Regions from separate parts of the Homo sapiens genome. Here regions 2 and 3 are each linked to region 1. Evidence: chromatin contacts called from ENCODE Hi-C data. All regions are on one chromosome and are shown on one strand. The core of a region is the stretch at or near the end of the contact, and the rest is flanking DNA. Distances in the headings are between cores, read along the strand shown.

Region 1 (4,318 bases), core at 864-3,363:
TTGACTTTTTAGATACCACAATTTCTATGGTCCTTGATAAAATGACAAGGTCTTTGCTCTGCATTTATAATTTAAAGGCATTCAAAATTATATAATTACATCTTAGAGTAAAACAGCCCAAACAAAGTGTATTTTACAACAGATCAGGAAGAGTTAATGAGGTTAATATTAAGGTCCTTATACCCATTCAAAAAGCTTTGTACTTAAGAATATGGAAAAATATATGCACTGCCAATGACAATTGTAGGTTCAGATCTAACTAAAGTAATATGTAAAACATTACATTTTCTTGCCTTTTCATATTTAGAACTTAATGACTTGGGGTCATGAGAAACCTCAAAGTTATTCTGTAACAGAATGAACCTCTGGGGCAAATGAAGTCTGTACGGTTTAAGTCCTACACCATGATGGCCCTAAACTGAGCTTTCTTACTGTAAATCTAGTTTTTATACCTTTTTTGGCCTCATTTCTTGCTGACAGATTGTCACTTTTTGGTAAGTTAAGTGGGCTTGGAAACCAGATAACTGCATTTGTAAAACTTCCATGTTAAAAACGAATACACAGAAAAGGAACAAACTGTTGTACACACACCCGGGATTGATCTCAGGGGAATTATGCTCAGTAAAAAAATCCAATCTCAAAAGATTACATTGTATAATTCCATTTATATAACATTGAGATGATAAAAATCATAGAGAATTATTAGTGGTTGCCACAGGTTAGTGTGGGAGGTGGCTATGGCTATCAAAGGACAGCATGAGAATCCTTGTGATAGAACTGTTCTGTCTCGACTGTGTTGGTGATTACACACATATAAGCATGATAAAATTGTCTACAAGTGAATATAAAAACGAGTACATGTAAAACTAGTGAAGTCTGAACAAGGCTGGGTGAATTATGTCTGTCAATTTCCTGAAATTGATATTGTACTATAACTATGCAAGATGTTACCATTGGGAGAAACTAGGTAAAGAGTATATGGGATCTCTGTATTCATGTCACTCTACCATTAAGATTAAATATTAAAAAAAATGAATGCACAGAATCAGAGAGGCACTCTTAAAGTGCTGTCAACACATGGCCTTTGAATACAATTTTGGGTGCTCAAAGAATTTGTAGATTGCTTGATGGTTCTAAAAAGAGAAAGCTCAAAAGAGCTAGATCCTACATAAATGAGGTACTATTGGTGTTCCATCTTCCTGAGATGAACCTGTTAACTAGGGCAGTTGCCGTCAGATCTGTTTTTATTCGCAGTATTTTGCTTAAGCTTTAAGATATTTTGTTATTAATAATTGGCCATAAAACCCTTTTGTGGGCAGAGGGAGGTGTAGGGGCGGGGCGTGCTATGGAACTTCAAATGGGCAAAACCGAAAGTACTATGGCTGATTGCAGCTGTAACAGGTCTTTGGAGATACGTAAAATCCTTTAAAACAGTGACTGTCTCCCTTTATGCATAAAAATTTTTTCTAATCTACTGGGTGCTCAGAAAGGATCACGGAAAGAGGCCATTATTAAATAAAAAGCAGAAATTATACCAATGTGACTTTGGATTTTCAAATAACTCCAGCCCTACCTGCAGAGAGGCAGATTCAAACTACTAGCGATGTTAAGAACTGAAATGGATTTTAATCTAGTGATAATTAATAAAATAACTGAATTACCTTCCCAATAGTATTAGTTACTTTCCCAGTTTATTAGGGTGTGGACAAGAAAAAGGATTACTGGGTTTCCACTTTCTAGTCCAGAGCTCTTTTTCACGGGAACAGAGCCCTGTAAAAGTTTCCCTCTCTCCAAGCACTTTCTCCCCTTGACTGTTCCTGAAGAAGGAACGATTTCCAGTTAGCGTTTAAATTAGCATAGTGCTTAACTCAGAGCTTGGCTTGCAGGGAAAACTAGAAAATACGTGGTTTCATTGCTCTGCGGCCTAATCAAACCCTGGACAAGAGAAGAGGAAGAAAATAGGATATACTTGCAGCGCGCAAGCGCTGCACAAAGAAAGCATGTCCTCTCTGAGTCGCCGTAGGTGCTAGGTGGCTGTGGCTTCGGTCGTTACCCCACCCCCTTCCACGTCAGCCAAGGACTCTGGAGCCGCCGCCGCCGCTGCTGCGGTTCATAGCCGGAGTAGACGGAGCCGCAGTAGACGGATCCGCGGCTGCACCAAACCACTGCCCCTCGGAGCCTGGTAGTGGGCCACAAGCCCCCAGTCCCAGAGGCGTGGTGGGTCGGGCAGAGTCGGAAGAACTGGCTTTCTAGCTGGAAGATGCGGAAGGGGAGCGACTAGGCCGCTTGCGTCTGGGCCTGGCAGAAGGGACCGGGTGGGGGTACGGGTGGGGGTGCGGGTCGGGGTGGGGGCGGAGGGCTAGGAAGCTCCGGGTCGGACGCTCCATCCCGTCCTTTGTATTGGCCGGGGGTCTTTTCCCTCCCAAGACCCCTAGGCGTACCCTTTCAGGCCTAGGGCTGCTTTGCTGGAGGAAGGGGAGGAGGAAGCGGGTGGGGCGAGGTGGGGGTGCAGCGCGTTGATTAAGGGACCCGCGGACATAGAGTCGGAACCCACCAAGGACCGCGATAAAGCGCTTTAGGGTTTTGGCAGAGTATTCAGGCACAAGGTCTCTTAACTTGAGCATGCAGATTGTGTGTTGTGTAAAAACCATACGGTCCATAACATTGTGGGGTGTGGCTGGGGGGACTGTCACTGTTCTGTGGGCCTTCATTCGGCTATACAGCATTCTCAAACACTGGACCGGGATGCGATGAGGGAGTGATAGATAATATACCTTATGCCAGAGCTGATAATGTGGTTTTTACTAGAATTTATTTTTATGGGAACACGATATAGATTGACCTGCCCTTTCTAATACTTTAAAAGGTCACTATAGGTACTTGTTTGTGGGTTTTTTTTTTTTAATTTGTAATGATATGTCTGTGTTTATTTTTCTAGATTTTCTGGCATCCTTAAATCTTGTGTCAAGGATTGGTTATAATATAACCAGAAACCATGACGGCGGCTGAGAACGTATGCTACACGTTAATTAACGTGCCAATGGATTCAGAACCACCATCTGAAATTAGCTTAAAAAATGATCTAGGTAAACTTCGATATTATTTTGAGAATGAAATGAAAAAAGAAAAAACAAAAATAAAAAACTCATATTTCATATTCCTTTATAATTAGAAATGCTTAATTTTTGTCTAAAGTTTTTCTAGGATCTCTTCGATAGACCTTTTATTAAAAATGCGAACTTCTTTAAATATTGGTTGTTTGAAATAGAACATCTCAGTTTATCTTAGTAAACCTAAAGAAATTGTAATAGTTTAGATATTCCTCAAAATGTCATAATTTTTGTAGACTTCAATATATTAATGTGGCTGATTATTTTCTCTAGGCAACAGGTTGAGGATGTGTATTGGAATATCTTAATTCCATCGTGCACTTAACTTCATGTTACTTAGCTTGTAAAACCAAAAGAACTTTGTTCTTTGGATTACCCACCCAAACAATTAGGTGAACACTGGAATAAACATGTATTTTCCAGAAAAGTTTACCTTTTCATTTTTTATGCATTTTTGCAAATAAGAAAACAACTATATTTCTGAACTTTTTGTAATGTTTAATTTTTGGGGGTACACAGTAGATGTATATATTTATGGGGTACATGAAATGCTTTGATACAGGCATGCAATACATAATTATCACATGGAAAAATGGAGTATCCATCCCTTCAAGCATTTGTCTTCTGTGTGACAATCCAGTTACACTTTCAGTTATTTTTAAATGTCCAATTAAATTATTATTGACTGTAGTTACCCTGTGTGCTATCAAATATCGGGTCTAACTCATTTTTTCTGTACCCATTAACCATCTCCACTTCCCTACCACTACCCTTCCCACCTCTGATAACCATCCTTTTACTCTGTCTCCGTGAGTTTGTTTTGATTTTTAGCTTCCACAAATAAGTGAGAACATGTGAAGTTTGTCTTTCTATGCCTGACTTATTTCATGTAACATAATGACCTCCAGTTCCATCCATATTTTTGCAAATGACAAGATCTCATTCTTTTTTTATGGCTGAATAGTACTCCATTGTGTATATGTACCACATTTTCTTTATACATTTATCTGTTGGTGGACACTTAGGTTGCTTTCAAGTTTTGACTGTTGTAAACAGTGCTGCAACAAACATAGGAGTCCAGATATCTCTTTGATGTACTCATTTCCTTTCTTTTGGATATATACCCAGTAGTCGGATTGCTGAATCGTATGGTACCCCTGTTTTTAGTTTTTTGAGGACCCTCCAAACTGTTCTCCATAGTGGGTATA
Region 2 (4,318 bases), core at 420-2,919, 3.9 Mb before region 1:
CGTGCGCATGCGCATTACAGCGCGCAGGGCGAAGCCGATTAGTCTAGCGGCCTCCGGCCGTTGGGAAGCGGGCATCGGGCCAGAAGGCAGAAGGCTGAGAAGCCCCGCCCGTAAGCAGAGGCAATCTGGAGCTATGCAGCTCAGTGGGTGAGAGGGAGGGAGCTGGGATTCAGACTTCAGACCTAATGAATGCCCCGAAGCAGACGCCAGCAACGTGAAGCCTAGCTGGCAGCCTCCCAGGTCTGGCGCGCAGCCAGCGCCAGACTTTAAATCGCAATACTAGAAACCAGGGCCTGTTAACCAACCGGGAGGGAGGCGCACGGTGTGGCTTCGGCCGTGATCCTTGTTGCAAAGGCCTGTCAGGCCCAGTATGAAGAAATAGTTTCAGTACAGGGAGTGTAGAAATAGCTGCAGAAGGCCTGAGGCCTGCAGCCCTAGAGTTAATAGCTACTTGGTGGAACCCTCGAATTCTTTCCACCTTGTTAATCCAACCCTGCACTGCATTCGCTGGAGGAAATATCACAGGCTGCATCCCCAAAGTATCACGTCTAGTTTTGACACCACTCCAAAGGGCAAAAATCCGAGAGGACCTCTAGGCAGGCAGTCAGCCCAGAGTCACCAAGCTGGAGCCGGGTCTCTCCTTACAAATCACTGCTATTTCTAGACAGCCTTGTAAGGTTTCTAGCCTGGCAGGGGGAAGGGAGTTCCTGCGGACACCTGCTAGCTTCACTGAACGGCCCCGGGATCCAATGCTACCTTTAATGTAGGGGCGGAGGTGGGAGGGCATGGGATGAGGGAAGGGTGCGTCTAGAGGCGAGAGACATGCAAAAACGAGTTCTACACCTCACCTCTGCCTCCTACTCACTGGGAACTTAGAGATCCCTGACTGTCTCCTAGCTTTCGGTCTCCCTATTTGTTAAAAGGAGGAGTTGGTACCGGCGGATCCTACTCAACTGACCGTCTGAGGTGCGGAAGGGCTGGGATGCTGCCTGCTTCATCTTTGCATGCGCCGTGCCTAGCGCAGCCCGAGATACACCAGTAGCTTCTTAATAAATGCGCAAAGGGCTCCCTATAATCTGCAGGCAGCAGCTGCCCTCACGGAGCCCACCTCTCGAGCGTCCCAAGAGAAAAATGCAAGCCGCGTGGTACTCAGCCGCTTTCCGTCTTTCAAGAACCCGCCCCGGACAAGCTGAGGCTTTTTTGGCTCTATGGGCTCCGAGAACTGGACCTCGAGTTTTGCACCGCCCGCCGATTTCGAGCCCAGAGGTATCCCCCACCCTTAAGGCCTATCATATCCTTGTTCCGCATCCACCCGGGCTTTCGACCCCTGCTTGGGTGCGGCCACCTCCTCGGTTCCCCAGCGTGGCCAGAAGCCATGGTTCCCGCTTAGAGCAAAAGCAGAGCGCGGCGAGCTCCGAACACATGCGTTGTGTGGGCCGCCGCCCAGACGTCTCTGGGCTGTGCTTCTGGAAAGCGGCTCCTACACCTCCCGGGAGCAGGAATCCCTTCGCGAGCAGCGGAGGCCAGCAGAACCAGAGGCAGTTGGCTCTACCCGCCCATCCCTCTGGCGCCGTGCGCGCAGGGCCCTACCGTACCGGGAATGCACGTCGGGCGGTCGTCGGGGGCGCGTGGCAATGAGATCCGGAATCGGCGGCAGCGGCTGCAGCACTCTGAGCTGGGCGCGGGAGGGGCCTTAAGTGGAACAGCTATGCTGACGTCAGCGGGGGGGGCCGGCGGACGTGCGGGAACCCACGTGTGAGTCGGGCTGGGGGTGGATGCCGAGCCAGGCGGGGCACTGGAGAGGCCCGGGTGGCGCGCGCAGCCAGACAACCGACCGGCAGACTGCTCCACGTGCGCTGGGAGTCTAAGTAAGGTGCTGCCCTCCAACCACAGAAGCCGGGGTCGGAGCCATGAGCCTGAGTCAGGACGACCTTCAGTTTCCTCATCCATGAAACCTGGGGAGGTTACTCTCAGGAAGGCTTGGATCTGTTTCTTCTTCATCCCTGTTTCTCAGTGTCCAGAACAGCTTCTGGCACGTAATAGGCACTCCACAAATATTTGTTGAACGAAAGGAAGAAAATGCCTAGCAGTCAGTCAGTCTGTTCTTACCTAAGTCGAGTGACCTCCAAAACTCGACGCTGCTTTTCCCTCTGCTGCTAAGCCTACCAGCTCCCACTCACAGTGAAGCCTTGGCCTCTCAGGCCTTGCAGGGTGACTCAGTTCAAATGTACATTTTATTCTGCACTTTCTACTGCCCACCCCACTGGCATCTCATCTCGAGTCTCAACCATACCCAAGAACTGTCAGTGGCTTGTTTTTTTGGTTTTGGTTTTTTGTTTGTTTATTTGTTTTTTGGTATTTTTCGAGACAGGGTCTCACTCTGTCACCCAGGCTGGAGGGCAGTGGCGTGATCATGGCTTCCTGCAGCCTCGACCTTCTGGCTCAAGCGATCCTCCCACCTCGGCTCCCCGAAGTGACTGGGACTACAAGCGCGCCCACTTGCCCTGCGATTTTTTTTTTAATTATTAATTTTTTTTTTTTTGAAACGGAGTCGCTCTGTCGCCCAGGCTGGAGTGCAGTGGGCTGATCTCGGCTCACTGCAACCTCCGCCTCCCGGGTTCAAGCGAATCTCCTGCCTCAGCCTCCTGAGAAGATGGGATTACAGCCAGGCGCCACCACGCCCGGCTAATTTTTGTAATTTTTAGTAGAGACGGGGTTTCACCATGTTGGTCAGGCTGATCTCAAACTCCTGGCCTCAAGTGATCTGGCCGCCTCGGCCTCACAAAGAGCTGGGATTACAGGCGTGAGCCACCGTGCCCAGCTCAATTTTTTGTTTTCTTATCATACTTACCTCTGGGCCTGTATTCTTGCTGATTCCATTGCCTAGCCCGCCCTCCTCCATCTCTTCTTTAATTTGTACCAATACTTCCCCACTGTGGGGTATATTATGAAATATATTTGGTAAGCCCTTGAGTATGCCAAAATTTCCTGAATTTTCTGATAGGAATGTCTTTTGTTATTTATAAAGAGCCTTTTTCCCTGACTTAATGTTAATGAATGAGGAGTCTTAGATAGCCTCAGGAAGGAGCCAGTCATGGGAAAGACCAAATGATTAGGGAATTAGAGGGCTGGAACTTTCAGCCCAAAGGGGTGGATGGCTTTACTTACTCCCTGAACCTACAGCAGCAGCCCAGTGCAGCTTTGAGATAGATCCATAACTGAGTTTCTTGGTTTTGACGGAAAACTCTAACCTCAGCTCCAAAATAGCACAAGGGGCCAGGTGCAGTGACTCATGCCTGTAATCCCAGCACCAATGTGGTTGAGGTGGGAGGACTGCTTGAGGCCAGGAGTTCGAGACTAGCCTGGGCAGCATAGTGAGACCCTGTCTCAAAAAAAAAAAAAAAATAGCAGGGCATGCTTGCATGTTCTAACAGTTTTCCCATCACTCTAGATTCTAAGATCACTCTAGGTTCTGAAATGGGGCTCTCACCTCAAACACACAGCTGGAAAGTTTAGGGGTGGGCCACTGATTCTTCAGAGTACCTCAGGGCAGGGCAGATTGCCACAGTGTTTTCCGGTTTCTCAGTCTTTGCAACAGTGTTCTCAGTCAGGGCTGGGCCCCTGCCTGCCTACCAAATGTGACCACTGCTGCTGGGAAGAGGTGTGCAGAAGGCAGAGAGCTGAAGTTGGCTGGGGAGACGAAGAATTTTCACCTGAAAGGCTTGGGTTGGGGCACTCTGAGATGACCTGTGAAGATAAACTAGGTAGAGTCTTCATTCCCCTAATTTATGATACCTAGCAACAGCTTGCTCCAAGCACAGCTTCAGGCTTCTTAGGCAGAACAACAGCCAGTATTTGACTCCACAAATATGAATAAAACAAATACCATTTACTGAGCACCTGCTATGGTGCTGGCAGCCAGCTAGGTAATCCCCATACTCATCCTTTGGAGTAGGCATAATTATCCCCATTTTTCAGATATGGAAACCAAGGCTCAGAAAGGTAAGTGACTTTGCTAAGGTAGTGCAGCTAGTAAGTGATTTTGGCTGAGACTTTAACCCAGTGCTGACTAACCCCAAAGCCTATGATTTTCTCTCTATTATAGGATGTTGTCCCACATCACTCCATACAAAGGGCAAGAAATTATCTAGGGGGCCCAAACCAGTCCCAGGCTCAGAAGAGGCTGTGGGTGCCAATGGGTGTATCTGCTGAGACCTTGGTATTCTGCCCTTAGACTGGGACTTAGACCCTTGGCTCTCCTGATTCTCAGGCCTTTGGGCTCGAACTGGAATTTATACCACCAGCTTTCCTGAGTCTC
Region 3 (4,318 bases), core at 954-3,453, 3.8 Mb before region 1:
GAAGAGTAATCAGTTGGTAATCAAAGTGGTGAAAAGAGGAACTACTAGGTCAATGGCTGATACTGCCACACTGAAGGCAGGAAAGAGAAAGGAAGGGCACAAAGACATCTCTATCAGCAGTATGCATAAGGCAGAGATAAATGGTGGCCAAAATGCTAGGAAAGCTCAAGGTATGCCAGACAACATTCTGATGGTAGGGAATAAAATAGCACAGAGAAGCAGGTTATCAGAGGGCAGGACACATGGTACCAGCAGGGAGAAGTTACAAGCCTTGAGGGCAGTACACACAGGAAGCATTCACAACCCAGGACTGGTGCTGGTCGCTGGCTTCACTACTTTTAACTGATTCTTCTCCCACACTGCACCAAGTTTCCTAGTATTTTTCAAAAGCCCTCTCTGAATTTGCTTTGATTTTTTTTCACATTTGTACTGCAATGTGTATTTTATATCACCTAAGAGAGACTCAAACTTACCAATCTGTTGCACTGCTACAAGTCGGCTGAATGGCCTGGTCAACATGGTGAAACCCCGTCTCTACCAAAAATACAAAAATTAGCCAGGCATGGTGGCGTGCGCCTGTGATCCCAGCCGCTGGGGAGGCTGAGGCAGGAGAAGCCCTTGAACCCGGTAGATGGAGGTTGCAGTGAGCAGAGATCGCGCCATTGCACTCCAGCCTGGGCAACAAGAGCAAAACTCCGTCTCAAAAAAAAAAAAAAATGTCGGCTGAGTGAGGATAGCAGACCATCTCTTTTTTCTCCTTTCTGAATGAGGGACTTAAGCCTGCTAACAGGTACAAAGTTCTCTCCAGAGTTTAGTCCTTCTCTAAGTCCAAGGCCTGCTACTAGAGGTTACCTTCCCTGCGGTTGTGACCTCTCCATCTCAACTGCTCTGGTTTTGTCTTTTAAAAAATCTTAAGGTTGGCAACTTTGGCTTAATTACCTAAGTCCAGTTCAGTGGTTTTCAAACTGTGTTCCAAGGAGTGGCCTCTAGGATAGAAGTTAAGTGGGGTGGTGGGGCCTGGCCCTTTTAAATTTAGTTCCACCAGAGCATGCTGCTTTATATATTGGGTTCCAGATAAAAATTCATGGGGAGAAATTGTTCCACTCCTTTAAAATGTTTGAAAATCACAAGTCTGGATATTGGTTTGTATGGAGTCAATACTCACTGCAAAGCACATTTCATTCAAACCACTCAGTTTTTTTTTTGTTTTTGTTTTTAAGACTGGGTCTTCAAATGGACAAAGGGTGTATTTTTCATATCTTCTTTCCCCATCCCCATTTTACTGATGCTAAAATTGGAGTTTAGGAGTCATTTGGGGCCAGGCACTGTAGCATAATTCTGGCGCTTTGGGAGGTCTAGGCAGGAGAATCGCTTGAGCCCAGGAATTCGAGGTTACAGTGAGCTATTATCACGCCACTGCATTCCAGCCAGGACGACAGAACAAGACTCTGTCTCTTAAAAAAAAATAAGAAAAGTCACCTCCTTATTTAATTTGGCCTTTGAGAACACTGGGGGATTTACAAAATAATTACATATATCCAGGTACTCATGGTCTATTTTTCATCATTACACGACAATCAAATGACCAAAACTAGGAGTGTGTGGACTGGCACGTGTTAAGGTTTTTAAGAGAGGTAAGATTGACAGGTGGAAGCAAAAGGTGTGCAGACAACAAGGTGACAGCTTTTCTCTTACAGAATCCCAGACTCAACAGCACATTTCCTGACGGGAAGGGCTTCTCTGTCTGGGAGAGGCCTCCACTTCATTCTCATAAGCCAAATCTGATCCTGGCTTTGGGTAAACCTGCTCTCAATTTAAGAGCAGGTTTCCTTTAGACAAGTAGATTAGGGGTCGCCTCTTCCTCGCCTCGGGATAAGGGCAAACAAGACGCCAGGCTTGGGCGTTGGGAGGACGGCGACAGCGACGCTGGGAACAGGGGTAGAATCCACGCCGTCCAGCGGCCCCCAGGCCTGTCAGCTCCTCACCCGCCCACCCACCCGCCCGCCTGCATTCTTCGGTCTAAACTTACCAGGTGGAAGCTACAACTCTAGACAGGAAGTAACTAACTGGGTTGGATCCGGTCGAGTTCCGCTGCGCTTCTTAGAGCCGCTGCTGGGAAGAGGCCGAAACCCAGTGGCCGCAGCAGTAGCCACCGCCTCTGTTACTAGGGGGTCTCGCCTCCATCGCTGGCTGCGAGGAGTCTGAGGGCACGTGACCGGAAGTAGCAAGGCGGGCCCTGGGCACGTGACTCAAGAGCGCGGCCGCCATGACACCTTCCGCTAGTTCCCTCCCTCCCCCACGGGTTCCCGCCTGTTTCGTTTCCTCTCTCCGGTCTCGAGCGGCGAAGGGTCCTGGGATCCTGGCTGGCCCAACCATTTGGCCTAGAGCTCCTCCGGTTCCAGTCGGCGCCGTGTCTCCAGCCCGCAACGGCCCTGCGGTCGCAGGCCGTAGAGAGCGTAATCGCGACCGCGGCCTGAGGGGGAGGGACCACGCGGAAGGAGGGGCGTGACTCGTCACGTGATGAGGAAGTGCCGTTAGTAGCGTTGTTTCCAGTCTGCGGCTCTCCTGGATGACGTCAGCAAGGAAGGGGAGGAACGCGAGGGGAGACTGAAGTTCACGTTCCGCTCTTAGTGCGCGGTGAGTTCCCCGGCGCTAAGCCGGGAGACAAGATCCGATCTACTGAGAGCTGCGAGGTACTGCCCTGGATGTGGTGGAGCTGGGCTGGGACCTCCGGGCTGCTGGTCTGTGAGCCTGGCTTTGAAAATTGGTTACTGGGTCTCCTCTCAAGAAATCTCAAGATATTAAAGTTACTGCTGTTAAAAAGGTAGTAGTTCCACTAGGCAAGGAGCTTTTTGTGGGTAGGGATTGTGTTTTGTTCATCCCTGTGTCTCTAGCGGTGTGTTCAGGTCCTGGAACATAGTAGGCACTCAGAATGTTGAATGAATGAATGTATAAATGAGTCAGTCGCCATTTGTCTGAGGCAGAGAGTTGTTTTCTGATCATTTCTTCTTGGATAGAAAGATCCCATTGTGAAAATGAGGCAGTCTGCAACTTCCCCTTCTCATTTCTTCAATTTTTGCTATCTTTCTTACTTCTTTCTCCTCTTCCTCCACGCACCTACTGGGGCAAAAGAGAAACATGTTTGCATTTGATGTGTGAGCAACAAACACTGAACTATTTTACGATAATGGAAAGATGAGATTTGGATTCAGGAGACGCGTATTCTAATCTCAGCTCTACCATTTATGAACTCTGTGATCCTTGGGCAAGCCAGTCTCCCAAAAGTTGTTTCATTTACTTTGGTTAAGCATTTGTCGCCAACTTCTATGTTCTTAGTTTTTGGTAGAGTGCCTTCACAGAAGTAACATTTAAACTCAGCTTTGCAGAAAGGTAGGGTTTTGGTAAATGGGGGAAGATTCCATAAACATCATATATTAAACCATGGAGGCACAGCAAGTTTATGGAATGAAAAAGAAAAAAAGAGTCGAGTCCAATGTAGTTGGAGAATAGAGAGGTTAAGATGGGAAATAAGGCTGGAAAAAGAAGCAGGGAGGAGATAACAGATTTTCAAGAAATAGAGCTGTTGAAGGCTTGTACAATATTATGTATATATTTTTTAAATTTTATTGTGGAAAATTTCAAACGCAGACAAAAGTAGGATAATAAATTGAACCCTCATGTACACTTAACGCAACTTGAACAATTATCAGCATTCTGCTGTTCCTCTTTATACTGTTTGTACATTTCTAGGTACTTTTTATATCCATTGTTGCATTTGATTAATAGCAGCTTTCAATTTGAGCTCAGTTCTACTGTATGTAGCTACTGGCTAAGAAGATTTTATTTATGTAAACAATTTCTTTGGGTTTTAGTTGACCACTTGCTCTGTTGAATCAATGTGTAACATGGCCACTTAAACACAACTAATACTGTTTTTAGGTTGTAATATAGAAACTTAGTGTCTAGATCCAGGAAGTTAGTGTTTCTACTCTATTCTGGGCTCATCTAACTACTTAAGGAGTATTATGCTCAGTTCTAGGCACCTCATTTTTAGGCAAACTACAGTGCCTCTGTAGAAGGTTGACTGGAACAGAGGGTTGGAAAATGTCATGTCAGGAGTGATGAAGAAACTGGGAATGTTAAATTTTTAGAAGACCTGATAATGCTTTTCAAATACAGAAGGATTGTTTTGGAAAGAGACAGCTTGTTCCCTTCAGCTGTAGAAGCTACATACAATTAGGAATAATGGTAGAGCTCTAAGTGATCAGGCTTCAGCATAGTATTAAAAAGAACCTTATAATAGTGAGCCCTTTGGAGG

What was found. Hi-C counts contacts between places; a loop is a spot of excess contacts on that map. Pooled maps may share reads with other maps.
Region 2: a pooled map shows a loop between it and region 1 (6-fold over the local background). The contact joins the promoter of LDHA here to the promoter of COPB1 in region 1. A Hi-C loop is called at or near these places in 8 of 50 pooled maps.
Region 3: a pooled map shows a loop between it and region 1 (5-fold over the local background). The contact joins the promoter of GTF2H1 here to the promoter of COPB1 in region 1. A Hi-C loop is called at or near these places in 6 of 50 pooled maps.

Annotation. Positions count from the first base shown.
Region 1 is chr11:14,497,606-14,501,923 of GRCh38, reverse strand. COPB1 (coat protein complex I subunit beta 1) reads left to right here and starts at 2,113. Exons shown (of 22, transcript NM_001144061.2): 1 at 2,113-2,217; 2 at 2,939-3,086. The coding sequence starts at 2,996. RefSeq lists an enhancer at 1,892-1,991.
Region 2 is chr11:18,391,914-18,396,231 of GRCh38, reverse strand. It overlaps LDHA (lactate dehydrogenase A), which reads right to left and starts at 1,669. Exons shown (of 8, transcript NM_005566.4): 1 at 1,596-1,669. RefSeq lists enhancers at 1-309, 1,574-1,663, 1,044-1,709, 1,974-2,063, 1,710-2,374 and a silencer at 764-813.
Region 3 is chr11:18,320,452-18,324,769 of GRCh38, reverse strand. It overlaps GTF2H1 (general transcription factor IIH subunit 1), which reads right to left and starts at 2,203. Exons shown (of 15, transcript NM_005316.4): 1 at 2,030-2,203. HPS5 (HPS5 biogenesis of lysosomal organelles complex 2 subunit 2) reads left to right here and starts at 2,630. Exons shown (of 23, transcript NM_181507.2): 1 at 2,630-2,824. RefSeq lists enhancers at 2,226-2,645, 2,656-2,955, 1,846-3,045, 2,183-3,132.